2 separate regions of the Homo sapiens genome follow, and region 1 is linked to region 2. Evidence: chromatin contacts called from ENCODE Hi-C or POLR2A ChIA-PET data. All regions are on one chromosome and are shown on one strand. The core of a region is the stretch at or near the end of the contact, and the rest is flanking DNA. Distances in the headings are between cores, read along the strand shown.

Region 1 (6,323 bases), core at 3,355-5,854, 100 kb after region 2:
CTGGCCATGCTCGTTTACTTTTATTTCCTTTTAAAACTCTCTACTGGAATAGAATGTGCATTTATCATAAGTGAGCAGATCATTGGATTTTCACAAACCAAATCATCCATGTAACCAGCACCTACACCAAGAGATGGAACCTAACCAGGCACCCCCACAAAACCCACGCCCCTGCCCACTCCCAACACCCCACGCTCCTGCCCCACCCCTGCAAACCTAGGCTCATATCCCACCCTGCCCACCCCATGCTCCCTCCCCACCCACCCCACGCTCGCTCCCCACCCCTGCAAACCCAGGCTCACGCCCCACCCCTGCAAACCCAGGCTCACGCCCCACCCCACCCACCCCGCGCTCCTGCCCCACCCCGCGCTCCTGCCCCACCCCCACCCCACCAGGTAACCACCTTCTTGATTTCTCGCATCAGCGTCTGGCCTGTTTTTTTAATTTTTTTTTCTTTTAACAGCTTTATTGAGACATAATTCACATACCATAAAATTCACTTTTTAAAAGTGTACAGTTCAGTGGTTTTGAGTGTAATCATGGAGTTGCAAAATCATCACGACTGTCTAATTTTAGAACATCTTCATCACCCCCAAAGATACCCGATACCCTCCTCAGTCACTCCCCGTTCCCTTCCTCAGCCCCCACGCAGCAACAGTCACTCCCCGTTCCCTTCCTCAGCCCCCACGAGGCGACAGTCACTCCCCGTTCCCTTCTTCAGCCCCCACGCAGCAACAGTCACTTCCCATTTCCTTCATCAGCCCCCAGGCTGCAACTGCTAATCTGCTTTCTGTCTCTAGGGATTGGCCTGTTCTGGACATTTCATATCCACAGTGCCACCCATGTCTCACTCCAGACCTTGGGGGTCTCCCCCAATACTCGGTCTCCCCCATCGAGTATGACATATGCTATGGGATCTTCATATATGCTGTCCATCACACATCTGTACCACCGAGTATGAAACATGCTCTGGGATCTTCATATATGCTGTCCATCACGCATCTGTGCCATCGAGTGTGACGCATGTGGCTGGATCGTCATACATCCTCTCTATCATGTATCTGCACCATTATGATGTGTGCTGTGAGATCTTCATACGTGCTCTCTGTCATGCATCTGTACCTTCGAGTGTGACACATGCTCTGAGATCTTCATACATGCTATCACACATCTGTACCATTATGACGCATGCTGTGGGGTCTCCATACATGCTCTCAATCATGCATCAGTACCCTGCTGTGGGATCTTCATACATGCTCTCTATCACACATCTGTACCATTATGACGCATGCTGTGGGGTCTTCATACATGCTATCACGCATCTGTACCATTGAGTGTGACACATGCGGCCAGATCTTCATACGTGCTGTCAATCACGCATCTGTACCATCGAGTAAGACACGTGCTGCAGGATCTTCATACATGCTCTCTTTCACGCATCTGTACCATGCTGTGGGATCTTCATACATGCTCTCAATCATGCATCGGTACCATCGAGTATGATGCGTGCTGCAGGATCTTCATACATGCTCCCTATCACACATCTGTACCATTATGACGCATGCTGTGGGGTCTTCATACATGCTCTCAATCATGCATTGGTACCATCGAGTATGACGCGTGCTGCAGGATCTTCATACATGCTCCCTATCACACTTCTGTACCATTATGGCGCGAGCTGCAGGATCTTCATACATGCTCTCTATCATGCATCTGTACCATGCTGTGGGATCTTCATACATGCTCTCTATCATGCATCTCTACCCTTGAGTATGACACATGCTGCAGGATCTTCATACATGCTCTGTATCACACTTCTGTACCATTGAGTATGACATGTGCTGCGGGATCTTTGTACATGCTCTCTATCCCGCATCTGTATCGTTGAGTTTTAAAAATTAATCTCTCTCTTTACTTGTTATAAACCTATGCCAATTTTCTATTTCTTCTTGGATCAGTTTTCATAGTTTATGTCTTTCTAGAAATTTTCCCATGTCATCCAGTTATGAAATGTAGTGACATGCAGTTGTTCGTAATATACCCTGATAATCCTTTTTATTATTTAATTTAATTTTATTTTATTTTGAGACAGAGTCTCACTCTATTTCCCAGGCTGGAGCACAGTGGGACAATCTCAGCTCACTGCAACCTCTGCCTCCTGGTTCAAGTGATTCTCCTGCTTCAGCCTCCCAAGTAGCTGGGATTACAGGTGTATGGCACCATGTCTGTTTAATTTTTGTATTTTTGTAAAGACAGGGTTTCACCTTGTTGGCCAAGCTGGTCTCGAACTCCTGACTTCAGGTGATCCACCTGCCTCGGCCACCCGAAGTGCTGGGATTACTGGATAATTCTTTTTATATCTATAAGGTTGGTTTTTTTTTTTTTCTTTTTTTTTTTTTTTTTTTTTTTTTTTGAGACGGAGTCTTGCTCTGTCGCCCAGGCTGGAAGTGCTGGAGTGCATTGGTACAATCTCGGCTCACCGCAAGCTCCACCTCCTGGGTTCACGCCATTCTCCTGCCTCAGCCTCCTGAGTAGCTGGGACTACAGGCGCCTGCCACTACGCCCGGCTAATTTTTTGTATTTTTTAGTAGAGACAGGGTTTCACTGTGTTAGCCAGGATGGTATGAGGTTGGTTTTCATGTCACCTCTTTCATCTGATTTTATTAATCTGAGCCTTCTCCTTCTTTAGGTTTTGCCCATGTAGCTAAAGGCTTGTCATTGTCGTAGATCTTTTCGAATAACCAATTTTGGTTTTGTTGATTTCCTCTACTGTTTTTATACTCTATATTTTATTTCTTTTCACGCTAATCATTATTATTTCCTCCAACTGGTCTGCTTTGGATTTATTTTGCTTTCCTTTTTTTAGTTTCTTGAGGTAAAGATTAGGTTATTGATTCGAGATCTTTTTTCTTTTTTAGTATGTGTTTGCAACTACAAACTTCCCTCAAAGCTCTGTTTTAGCTGCATCCAGTAAGTTTTTGTATGTTTTGTTTTCATTTTCATTCATCTCAAAGCATTTTCTGATTCCTTTGTGACTCATTTGACACCCGGTTATTGAGGAATACGCTGTTTAATTTGTGTATATTTTTGAATTTCCTAAATTTCCTTCTTTTGCTGATTTCTAATTCTATCCCATGGTGGTCAGAAGATACTTTGCATGAAAGCAGTCTTTTAAAATATACTGAGGACTGGTGCAGTGGCTCACGCCTGTAATCCCAACACTTTGGGAGGCTGAGGCAGGCAGAAACCACCCTGGGCAACATGGTGAAACCTGTATCTACTACAATACAAAAAACATAAGCCAGGCATGGTGACATGCACCTGTAATCCTAGCTACTTGGGAGGCTGAGGCGGGAGAATTGCATGAGCTGGTGAGGCAGAGGTTGCAGTGAGATAAGACCGTGCCACTGCACTCCAGCTTGGGTGACATAGTGAGACTCCATCATAAATAAATAAATAAATATAAATAAAATATACTGAGTTTTGTTTTATGGCTTAAGATATGGTCTATCCTGAGAATAGTCCCTCAAGATCCTTAACTTACTTACATCTACAAAGACCTTTATTCCAAATAAGGTCACATTCCCAGGTACCAGGTGGGCATATCTGGGGTCAGGGGGTTTCGGGCAAGGAGGGCATGTGAGCTAAACGCACAAACACCCAGGAGTGTGTGGGTGTGGGGCTCTGGGAAGTGTGAGGCTCTACCCCTGTCCTCGCCAGGCTGCTTCTCATGTCTCTACCCCCAGTGCCTGGAAAAGTCTCAGGCGCCCATGAGGAAGCCTCTCTCCCAGATCCTGGGCCCCAGCACCTCCCACCTGCAGCATCGCACAGGCACAGGGATCCTCGGCACTGAGTGACCCTCGGCACTGAGTGACCCTCGGCACTGAGGATCGGAGGCCGAGGGACACTTCGCAGCTGTGAGACTGAGACCCCGACGAGCAGCTTAACCTCCAGGGCCTCAGGACGTCTCCTCCAAGCTGGGTTGATGATGGCTGTGCCCAGAGGAACACTGTGCTCCCCACACCTGGCTTTCCCTGCGAGGACACGGCATCTGGGCTGGGCACGCGTCTGGGGCCCCTCCAGGCCTGGCGAACACTGTGCTCCCCCCACCTGGCTTTCCCTGTGAGGACACGGCCTCTGGGCTGGGGGCACGTCTGGGGCCCCTGTGGGCCTGGCAGGTCCTTGTGGGAGGGTCTGGGGACCAGCACCCAGTGCACTTTGGGATAAAACTTCTTTGAAAATTTTCTCGCCCTTTTCTGGCATCATGGACCCTCCCCAAAGACTGAAAGCCACCACAGTGAAGGAGAATCACCAATGATCGGGGCTCATCCTGGAGCCCCTTCCTCCCGAAGTGGCAGAACCATGTCCAGGAAGGAGCCAAGGGGTGCTGGGCTCCCCCACCACGGCCCCACCCTTGCCCTCCCTTCCTCCACAGCCTCCCCTCCACAGACAGCCAGGGACATGGCCAAAATGGGGATCCCTCTCATCTGGCAGTTTCAATTCTGTTCCCATGGAAACTGCTATCTGAATGTGGGCAAGAAAGAGGAGCCATATTCTTTAAAATAACAATCACTCGGAAACTTTCATGGGCCTGTGTTTTCAGTTACCCGTGGTTTCCATGGAAACTCAAGCCAAAAACAGAGCTAAATAAAGAAGGCACTGGGTTTCCCCTGCTACCAGCCCCCCGGGGAACTGTGGAAAGCCACAGCCCTGCCCCACAGGGAGTTGCTCACCACTGCTGTACAAGGATGCAGGACCAGCCCTCCCAAATCAGCCACGGGGCTGCCTTCCTCCTAAGCGCATATGGGTGTGGGAGACGCAGAGAGGGAGGGAAGGAGAGGGGCCACAGCTGCTTCCTGTCCCTGCAATCAGCCTCTCCTACCCCAGACTCACATGGGGAAGGCACACTGGGCTGTGGGTGCCCCAGGCCGCCCATGCCGGCAGAGGTCACTCACTGGGGGGTTAAGGGCCCATCTCAGCATAGTCAAGGCTACCTCACCGCTCCCCTTTTCTGAAAGTCGCCATGGGGCAGGGAGGGATCTGCAGCAGGCGGGGAGGCCTCTGGTGGAGGGCATGTAAGCCAGGCCAGCATCTCCCAGACAGCCCTGCACAGTGAGCCGAGCATGGGCTTGCTTTGACAGGCTCTTGCTGCTGCCCAGAGACCTTGTCCAAGAGCTCCTACACTGAGGGCTGCGGACCCCATGTCTGTTTTCCACCGAGGAAGTGCTTGGGAAATACCCAGGGAACGGACAGCACAGAAAATCCCCTGAAGATGCGACATGCAGGGGCCCCCGTTGCTTCTCCAGCTGCAGTTCCCGAGAAGAGGCTGGTTGTGCAGGAGCCAGGGCAGCTGGGGCCCCCTGGCCAACTCGCTGCCGTCCTGCGCAGAACACTGGCTCAGCAGCCAGACGCAGCCTACCCTGGCGGCCCTGCCCGGCCTGAAAGGAAAGTCATCTGCACATTCTCTCGCATCCTACCTGCTTTCTCTTTCTTCTTCCGTTTAAACAATGCTCAGGACACCGGCTAGACCGTGTTTTCTTTTGTTTTGTTTGTTTTTTCTTTTAATAATGTCTACATTCCTTAAAGCAGTGCTTTTATCTCAAAGCAACTGGACACGTGGTTACGTTACTCTCAATTTCCTGCCACCATCATCACATTTGAAAGATGCTGGAGTCATGAGCCTGTGAACTCTCGTGACACACCCACTCGGGTGCTGGAGTCATGAGCTGGTGAACCCCTGGGACACGTCCACATGGATGCTTCTCAGCTCTCACCCCTTCAGTGCCAGATCTGTGCTGGGCCCTCTTCTGCAGGGCCTCAGACTCTGCGTGGTCCAGAGAGGATGCCGTCATAGCCAAGCTCAGGCGGAGGCCTGGGGTCCGTCCCAGCTGCATCCCCCACTGGAAGGAGACAGGTGGGAAACAGGCTCGGCACCAGCCTGCCCGACTGCAGAGCAGGAATGCTTTTCCCTGCGGAGAACACTCCTCAGACCTCCACTCTTTCACTAAAATTTGAAGTAAACATCTGTATTTAACTCATCAAGCCTCGTCACAGACGCTTCACCTTCAGTCTCCCAGGAAGATACATTTTTGGGGTAATAGGATGGGAAGCACAGGAGGACAGGAGCATGGGAGGACGGGAGGATGGGAGCCTGGGGGGACAGGAGTACGGGGGCACGGGAGGACAGGAGCATGAGAGGACAGGAGTTTGGGAGGACAGGAGCCTGGGAAGATGGGAGCACAGGGGCCACGGGAGGACACTAAATGGGACAGGAGCACGAGAGGATGGGAGCACAGGAAGACGGGAGGATAGGAGCATGGGAG
Region 2 (7,429 bases), core at 4,404-6,903:
CTCTGACTCACTGACTGGCCACAGAATGAGAGCAATGCCTCTGACTCACTGACTGGCCACAGAATGAGAGCAGGTGCCTCTGACTCACTGACCGGCCACAGAATGAGAGCAGGTGCCTCTGACTCACTGACTGGCCACAGAATGAGAACAGTGCCTCTGACTCACTTACTGGCCCGTCATCACTGCTCCGAGGGTGGGAGCTGCTGCTGTTCATGGAATAATTGTCCCAATCCTTTCTGGAGGGCTGGGGCATGGAGACAATGCCAAGGTTTTAAGCAGCAGGAAAAAGACCTGAACAGAAGTGGTGATTGTGGCTGAAGACAGGAAGCTGGTTTGAGAGGCACTGCAGAGGGAGCTGGAAACGGATTGGAGAGGAAGATGAAGGAGAGGCAGGAGTTGGTGGCCAACCCAGGACTTCCTACACAACGACTGGATCAACAGGGATATAAGATCCACGGTGGAGAGTACTGGAAGGGAAATGAGATTAGTCCAATTTGTCTGAGGGAAATGAAAGGTCTGTGTCCAACAGAGTGAATTGATGTTGAGGATATGACCTCGGCGTGGGCAGCTGGAAACACGGCCCCAGAAGTCGGGGGTCTGCCCGGAGCCAGCACTCCCCTTCCATGAGCTGGGCAAGGGGTGAAATCTCACAGCTTGGAGGCAGTTCTTCCCGACCAGGGTGGTTCCTGGAGCTTTCCACTCCCCAGTTCCCCCGGGTGCATGTGCCCTCACTCCAGAAGGGCCTCATGCACCAGAGAGGAAATGGTCAGGACAGTGTCCTGAGTGTCAGCTCCCAAGAGCTCATCTTCAGCAGACGTTTGTGGATGTCTTCCAAGAGTCCGCTATGAGGATGCTCACCACGGTGTCATCTGCAACCTCGAATCAAATCACTGGAAATACCCCAGGTGTCCAACAGCAGCCAGTGAACTAACTGATTAACTAATAGACCTGGGGCAGGGGACTCCAAGCAGTCACTAAACACTAGGTTGTGGGAGAATATTTGATGTCTGTGCAGTGTTTGCAAGGTATTATCGAGAGGAAAGGGTTAAAAAAATACGTACAATGAGAGCCTTTTCTGATGCATGTACACAAGTCACAGAAAGGCACGCAGCAGGTGGACCTGGATCCCCACATCACAGGGGCGCTGTCTCATTAATGTGGCTTAGCTAATTTCTAAATTTAATACAATCGATGAGTCCTTCATTAGTGAGGAAAGGAGTGAAGAAAAAGTATTTTTAATTGGTCATTTAGGAAAATGATGGAGGGGTCACGGCCACACTCCAGAGAGGTCAGTCAAGGGGGTACGGTAGGAAGAAGCTGTGGGCTCCGCCGCTGACCACGGCACTGTTGGAGGGAGAAACAGAGCCAAAGGTCAAGAAGGCCATGCCGTGGAGCAGTGTGCTAGTGAAAATGATGGGAAAATTTGCATTTGTCAGCACCGATGCCCCTGTGGTGAGGCTCATGTTCCATAATTCCTGACAAGCGTCTGCTGGGAACTCTCTTGGCAGCCTTTTCCTTTTAGAGGCTGGGTTGGTGGTGTCCTGCTTTTCACAGCCAGCTGTCTGCCACCAGGGCAGCAGCTGCTGAGCCTGGTACGCACGTCCAGTGGTCACAGAGAAGGAAACGGTGGCACTGCCGCCGCGCCGCTGTCCTCCCTCCTCTCCCCTGTGAACAGATTGTTTAGGGCTCCCACCACCTGCTCTCTTGAGGTCTACCCGCCATGATCCCCTCCAGGGCCAGCTTGGGAAAGGCCACATCCTCAGCAGCCATCCACAGCCTCTCTCCTGAGCCATCTCCAGAAACCACACGGAAGGAGCTGGAGGTCCTTATGCTCAGGGAAATAAGCCAGGCATAGGAAGAGAATGCCGCAGGATCGCATGCTTCTGAGGGAGCTGAGACAGTGGACTGCTTGGAGGGATAGCAGATCCAGTGGCGGCCAGAGGCCGGGATAGGAAGGGCAGGGGCTAAGAAGGAGAAAAAGGAACATGCACGCAGTTGTTACCCCTGAACTGTCACCTAAACATGGTAAAGAGTGTAGATTACATATGCAGATTCTGCCCTAACAAGGACAAAAACTATAAATGGGGTGAAAAGGCACTGACCACAGGCCCACCTGGAATCTCTGCCCTTCCTCAAGTCAGACCCAAAGGGACTTTTGGAAATCCCGAGTCTCACAGGCATGAGCTGCTCTGCAGGGTACAGCATCCCTCAGGCCTCCCCTCCTCTGCAGCTCAGTGCTGTGGAGTGAACCCAACCCAGCCACAGGAAACTCCCATTCTAGCCTCACTCACGCCACAGGACACCCCTGTCCCAGCCCCACTCACCCCACAGGACATCCCTGTCCCAGCCCCACTCACCCCACAGGACACCCCTGTCCCAGCCCCACTCACCCCACAGGACACCCCTGTCCCAGCCCCACTCACCCCACAGGACACCCCTGTCCCAGCCCCACTCACCCCACAGGACACCCCTGTCCCAGCCCCGCTCACCCCACAGGACACCCCTGTCCCAGCCCCACTCACCCACCACAGTGCCCCCATCCCGGTCTCCAGTCAGTGGAGCACCTAAAGGGTTGCACAGGGTGGTCATCACTGGGGAAACGCGTCTGAATTGGGTCATTCTGCTTGAATCTGGTGGGTGTGGTGTCCTCCTTGGGTCTGATCCCAGCCTCAGGCATTTCTTTGGAATGAGAGGGATGTTCACTGCATTGTTCTTTCTGGACACTGATGGAGACTGTGATATCACCTGAAAGCCGACTGTCAGTTCTGTGTCACTGCCCTGCAGCTGGTCCCACCTCTCCCCATCTCACCCTATCTACTCAACCATGCTGGAAACCTGTAACATGCTGCCCAGGCACACTGAGACCCTTCCTCAGGGGTGTTCGCGGAGCTGGTGCCTGGCTTGACTTTTTCTGACTCCATGACCTGGGGATAAGTGAGTGTCCTGTGGACAAGACCAAGTGGAGGGCATGTTGCAGGTGCACCAGTAAGCAGACTCCTCCGGAGCAGGTGGTGGCAGGTGAGGACAGAGGCTGGGATGTGGAGGAGAGGGGCCCCTCCTAAGGATTGAGGGCCTACGGTTTTCTTGGAACCTCATCCCAGCACACGGAGCCTCATGGTTTCAGGGCCCGAGCGGAATGGAAGTCGCCCTCCCAAGGGGAGAGCATGGCTGTGATGGAGTGATCTGAACGTGTTTGCTGTGACCCTCCCAGAATGTGTGATGCTCCCTTCGGTGACACAGGCTTTTGCCAAATTTTGGGAATTTGTCACCACCACACTGGATCTGCAAGAAATATTCAAAAAAGTATTAAACATGCAAGCAAAACAAACACCAGCCTATCCACCCCGCTCTGCCAGGCCTGTGTGAGCAGCAGGAGCTGCCAGCCAAGTGGTTTGGAGAAACCTCCATTCCTCTAACACGGTGGCCATGACCACACAAAGCTGGGGCTCACAGGCAGATCCTGTCCCTTTGTCCTCAGAATGCTAGATGATCACAATTGAGTTCCACACACCCAGCACCTCCATTGCCGGCCAGGCCAATGGCACAGGGCCAATCCCCAGCTGCCAAAATGAAAAGATTTTGGAACTTCTGCTTGGTAAATCCCCTTACAGCAGCAGCACATTGTCAGCCAAGCGTTGGCAGTCGAATCAGCAGTGAGAAATACCTTCAAACCCACATTTTGTGAGTTCCTCCAGGGCCAACTAGGGTAGAATTTGTGAAAGGACAGGATGGTGGCCCAAGGTCCAGCAGACCCTGAGCTCTCAGCTTATGCTTCATGCTGAGAAAATAAAGTCAACCAAAGTTTCAACCGAAGGTCCCTGTGGAACTTGGCCTCAGAGGAAAGCCAGGAAGCATAATTCTACATTTCTGTGCTCTCAGACCATGGAGCCCAACTTTAGCATTGCTGGGTGGAAGCTGGAGGGTGACAGAGGGAGAAAGGAACATGGCTGACTATGGAGGATGACAGGGGAAAAGGAATGTGGCCTGATCACACACACAGCACACTGCCACTACAACCTACAACTAACATTTAGAAACCCACTGCACAAAGGCTGTCTATAACCAAGGAATTCATTCAGAGCCTAAGCCCCCTAAAATCATATAGAACCAAAACCAAAGGGCCCTACCCAGCAGGGGCAACAGTCACACCCTTGGAGGGGGGATCCCATTCAAACAAAAGTAAGTTCAACAATAAGAGGTAACAGCTTCCACTGATGAGAAGGAACCTGCACAAGAGGTCGGCATCCAGATTCAAGAAACTCAACGAACTCCTGAAAAATACTGTACAAGACCATCCCCAAAGCATTTAGTCCTCAGACCATCCAAGGTCAATGCAAAAGAAAAAATCTTAAAGGCAGCTGGAGAAAAGGGACAAATTACACATAGAGGAAAATCTACCAGACTAATAGTGGACTTCTCAGCAGAAACCTTACAAGCCAGAAGAGATTAAGGTCCCATTTTTAGCCTTCTTAAAGAAAAAAAAATCCAGCCAAGAGTTTCATATCCTGGCAAACCAAGCTTCATAAACAAAAGAGAAATGAAGTACTTCCCAGACAAGCAAACACTAAGGGAATTTGTCACCACCACACTGGATCTACAAGAAATGTTCAAAAAAGTATTAAACATGCAAACAAAACAAAAGAGTAATACTGCTACCATAAAAGCACATATAAGTACAAAGCTCACAGACTCCATAAAGCAATGACCCAATTGAAACTACAAAGCAACTAGCTAACAACACTATGACAGGAATAAAACTTTACATATCAATACGAACCTTGAATGTAAATGGCCTAAATGAGTGGCAAACTGGATTTTAAAAAATAAGACCAACTTCCTGGTGCCCTCAAGAGACCCATGTCACATGTAATGACACCCAGGGGATTGAAGTAAGGGTATGGAGAAGAATCTACCATGCGAATGGAAAACAGAAAGAGCAGGGGTTGCTATTCTTATATCAGATAAAACAGACTTTAAAACAATAACAGTAAAAAAAAAAAAAAAAAGACAAAGAATATAAAAAAGGGATAAAGGGTTCATCCTACATATCTAGTCACCCAACATCAAAGCAGCCAGTTTTATAAAACAAATACTACTAGAACTAAGAACAGACATAGACAGTATTACAATGATAGTGGAGGACTTCAACACCCCACTGACAGCACTACACACATCCTCAAGGCAGAAAACTAGCAAAGAAACTCTGGGCTTAAACTAGATGTATGACCAATTGGACCTAATAGACATCTACAGAATACTCTATCCAACAACCACAGAATATACATTTTTCCCTTCTTTGCATGGAACATTCTCTACAGTTGACCACATGCTCGGTCATAAAGCAAGTCTAAATGAATTCCAAAAAACTGAAATCACATCAAGCATTTTCTCAGACCACAGTGGAGCAAAATTAGAAATCAATACCAAGAGGAATTCTCAAAACCACACAAGTACAAGGAAACTAAACAACTTGCTCCTGAATGACTTTTGGGTACACAATGAAATTAATAAAGAAAGAAAGAACTGTGAAACAAACGAAAATAAAGACACAACATGCAAAAAGCTCTGGGATACAGCAAAAGCATAAGCTGTGTCAGGAGTCAAATATGCTGAGGTCACCCCAGGAGGGGAGTTCCCTAGGCTCATTTCTAGAAAGCTTGTCACTTTCTGTGAGTGTCCCAGCATTTCCTGTTCACCGCAGGTGGAGGGCCCCACTCTCTATGTGTTAAGCCTGAGCAAACACACACACCAGAGTTCCATATTTACCTAAAGCCAGACCCGCACCACGTGGCCCCACACCACTGCTCAGGTTGTGCTCAGGTCAAATCAGAACATGCGGAAATGTTGATTTTCAAAGAAAACTATTAGCAGTTCAAGCATAAAGCTCCCTGCCTGGAGTGCAGTAAAAAGAAGGGCACCAGAAGTCCCCAGGGGCTCCCACAAGACTCACAGGAGCCACTTCCTTGTGGGAACACAGCCCTGTTCATGTTTGCTGCTGCTGAAATCATCCAAATCTACTTCCGGATATGGCGAATCTGCGTATTTTTATAAATTTCTTCGAAAGGCCTATATCTGTATACATGGGCCACAAAGGCTTATATCCTTATACAGACTAGAGTGGTAAATTTCTAGAAATGTCCCCAAGGAGGAAAGAAATGTGCCCTCAAAAATAGTATAAACAAAAGCATGGAATTTGCAAAAATAATGGAAATGTGCAATATTTTATTTTTCTCACTATCATGTATTAATAACAAAAATTATGTGTGGTGTATGATATTTAAGAAAGCAGCAGCCACAGACCTGCCACGTGGACCAGCACATGCGAGATGTTTGCAGACGTGGCCGGAAGTGTGCTGCTGTTTGGCCACAAGTCTCAGCTCCTTCCCCCCCACACTCACAGTCTCACTGGACAAGGGGAGCAAGACACCTGTTTCTAGACTATACCAGAGCTGTGCTACCAATGCCAAGACCCTGCTGCTTCTCCCCCTGTAGGACCAGTGGCCAGGAACACAGCCTCTCATCTTAAGATCAAAAGTCACTGAGAAGAAACCAACAAGCAAAGAAAGAAGAGTTGCCACCATCCCTCAGTGGAAGAAACTCACCTTAACCCTTGCATTTTATAGATTCAGTCAATGTTTTCTGATTGAGCCATTTTGGAATTGGAAAGGGCTAATATCATAGGTGAATTTCACATAAAAATCTGTCAGCCTGATAATTTTTGAGAACCGTATTCAGGGAATAGAGGTTGGGTGGCAATATGTGAATAGCCTTTGATTTAATTCAATGAACATTTATCAGATACTTCCATGTGCTATGTTATGGGGAAGTAAAATAGGCAAGGCCACTACCCTATCTAGAGAGTATTCTAGAAAGTGCCTCCCTGATGGAGGTTTAAGTTTTAATGTTATGATTTCAGAGATATTTGCATAGCTAAAGGAGAGTTCATGATTTCTCCCCAAAGAATGTGTTTTTTTTTAAAAAAAAGTGTACACAAATTACGTGTTTATAAGAAACCATAAAAGAGCAAATAAAAATATTGCATAATTGTACCACCCCTTTAGAAATAGAAACACTCTTTTTCTATTGTTTGTCATTCTATAATTATATGCAGGCACAAATATGAAAGAATCATTTCGATCCACACATAGCAGCTTTTCTTACAAATGCAGGACCACACGTGTAGACTGTTCTGTGATTTCCTGGACTGGCCAAATGCTACTACAATAATGCTGCACAGTGAACAGTCTCAAAACATCACTGGCTTCCAACGATGGTTTCATTCTAGTGTGCATGGCTCTGCAGGCCCATGTGCTTCAGCCTGACCCAGGTTGGGCCCTGCTGGGCAGCTCTACTCACAGCCGGGTTTGCATTTGTTCTGTGGGTTTCTGGGGCTCAGATTAGCTGGGCATTCTCATCTCCTGGCAGGCCA

Evidence for each region. Hi-C counts contacts between places; a loop is a spot of excess contacts on that map. ChIA-PET counts read pairs that join two places held with the same protein, here RNA polymerase II (POLR2A). Pooled maps may share reads with other maps.
Region 1: a loop to region 2 is called in a map with no recorded cell type, with 23 times the contacts of the local background. The contact joins two enhancer-like sites. A Hi-C loop is called at or near these places in 17 of 37 single-sample maps with no recorded cell type and 5 of 50 pooled maps. POLR2A ChIA-PET finds 5 or more read pairs at or near these places in 1 of 52 experiments (H1).

What each region holds. Positions count from the first base shown.
Region 1 is chr10:131,738,712-131,745,034 of GRCh38, forward strand. No RefSeq gene overlaps it. Among named protein-coding and RNA genes, the nearest start is that of LINC01164, 48 kb to the right of the region's middle. RefSeq lists an enhancer at 4,489-4,588. Within about 2 kb of position 4,605, at least 3 of the 41 ENCODE cell types and tissues checked have a DNase peak (open chromatin) inside an H3K27ac peak, as active enhancers do.
Region 2 is chr10:131,635,683-131,643,111 of GRCh38, forward strand. No RefSeq gene overlaps it. Among named protein-coding and RNA genes, the nearest start is that of LINC01164, 150 kb to the right of the region's middle. RefSeq lists enhancers at 1-717, 8-137, 1,078-1,578, 1,579-2,079, 5,874-6,023. Within about 2 kb of position 5,654, at least 2 of the 41 ENCODE cell types and tissues checked have a DNase peak (open chromatin) inside an H3K27ac peak, as active enhancers do.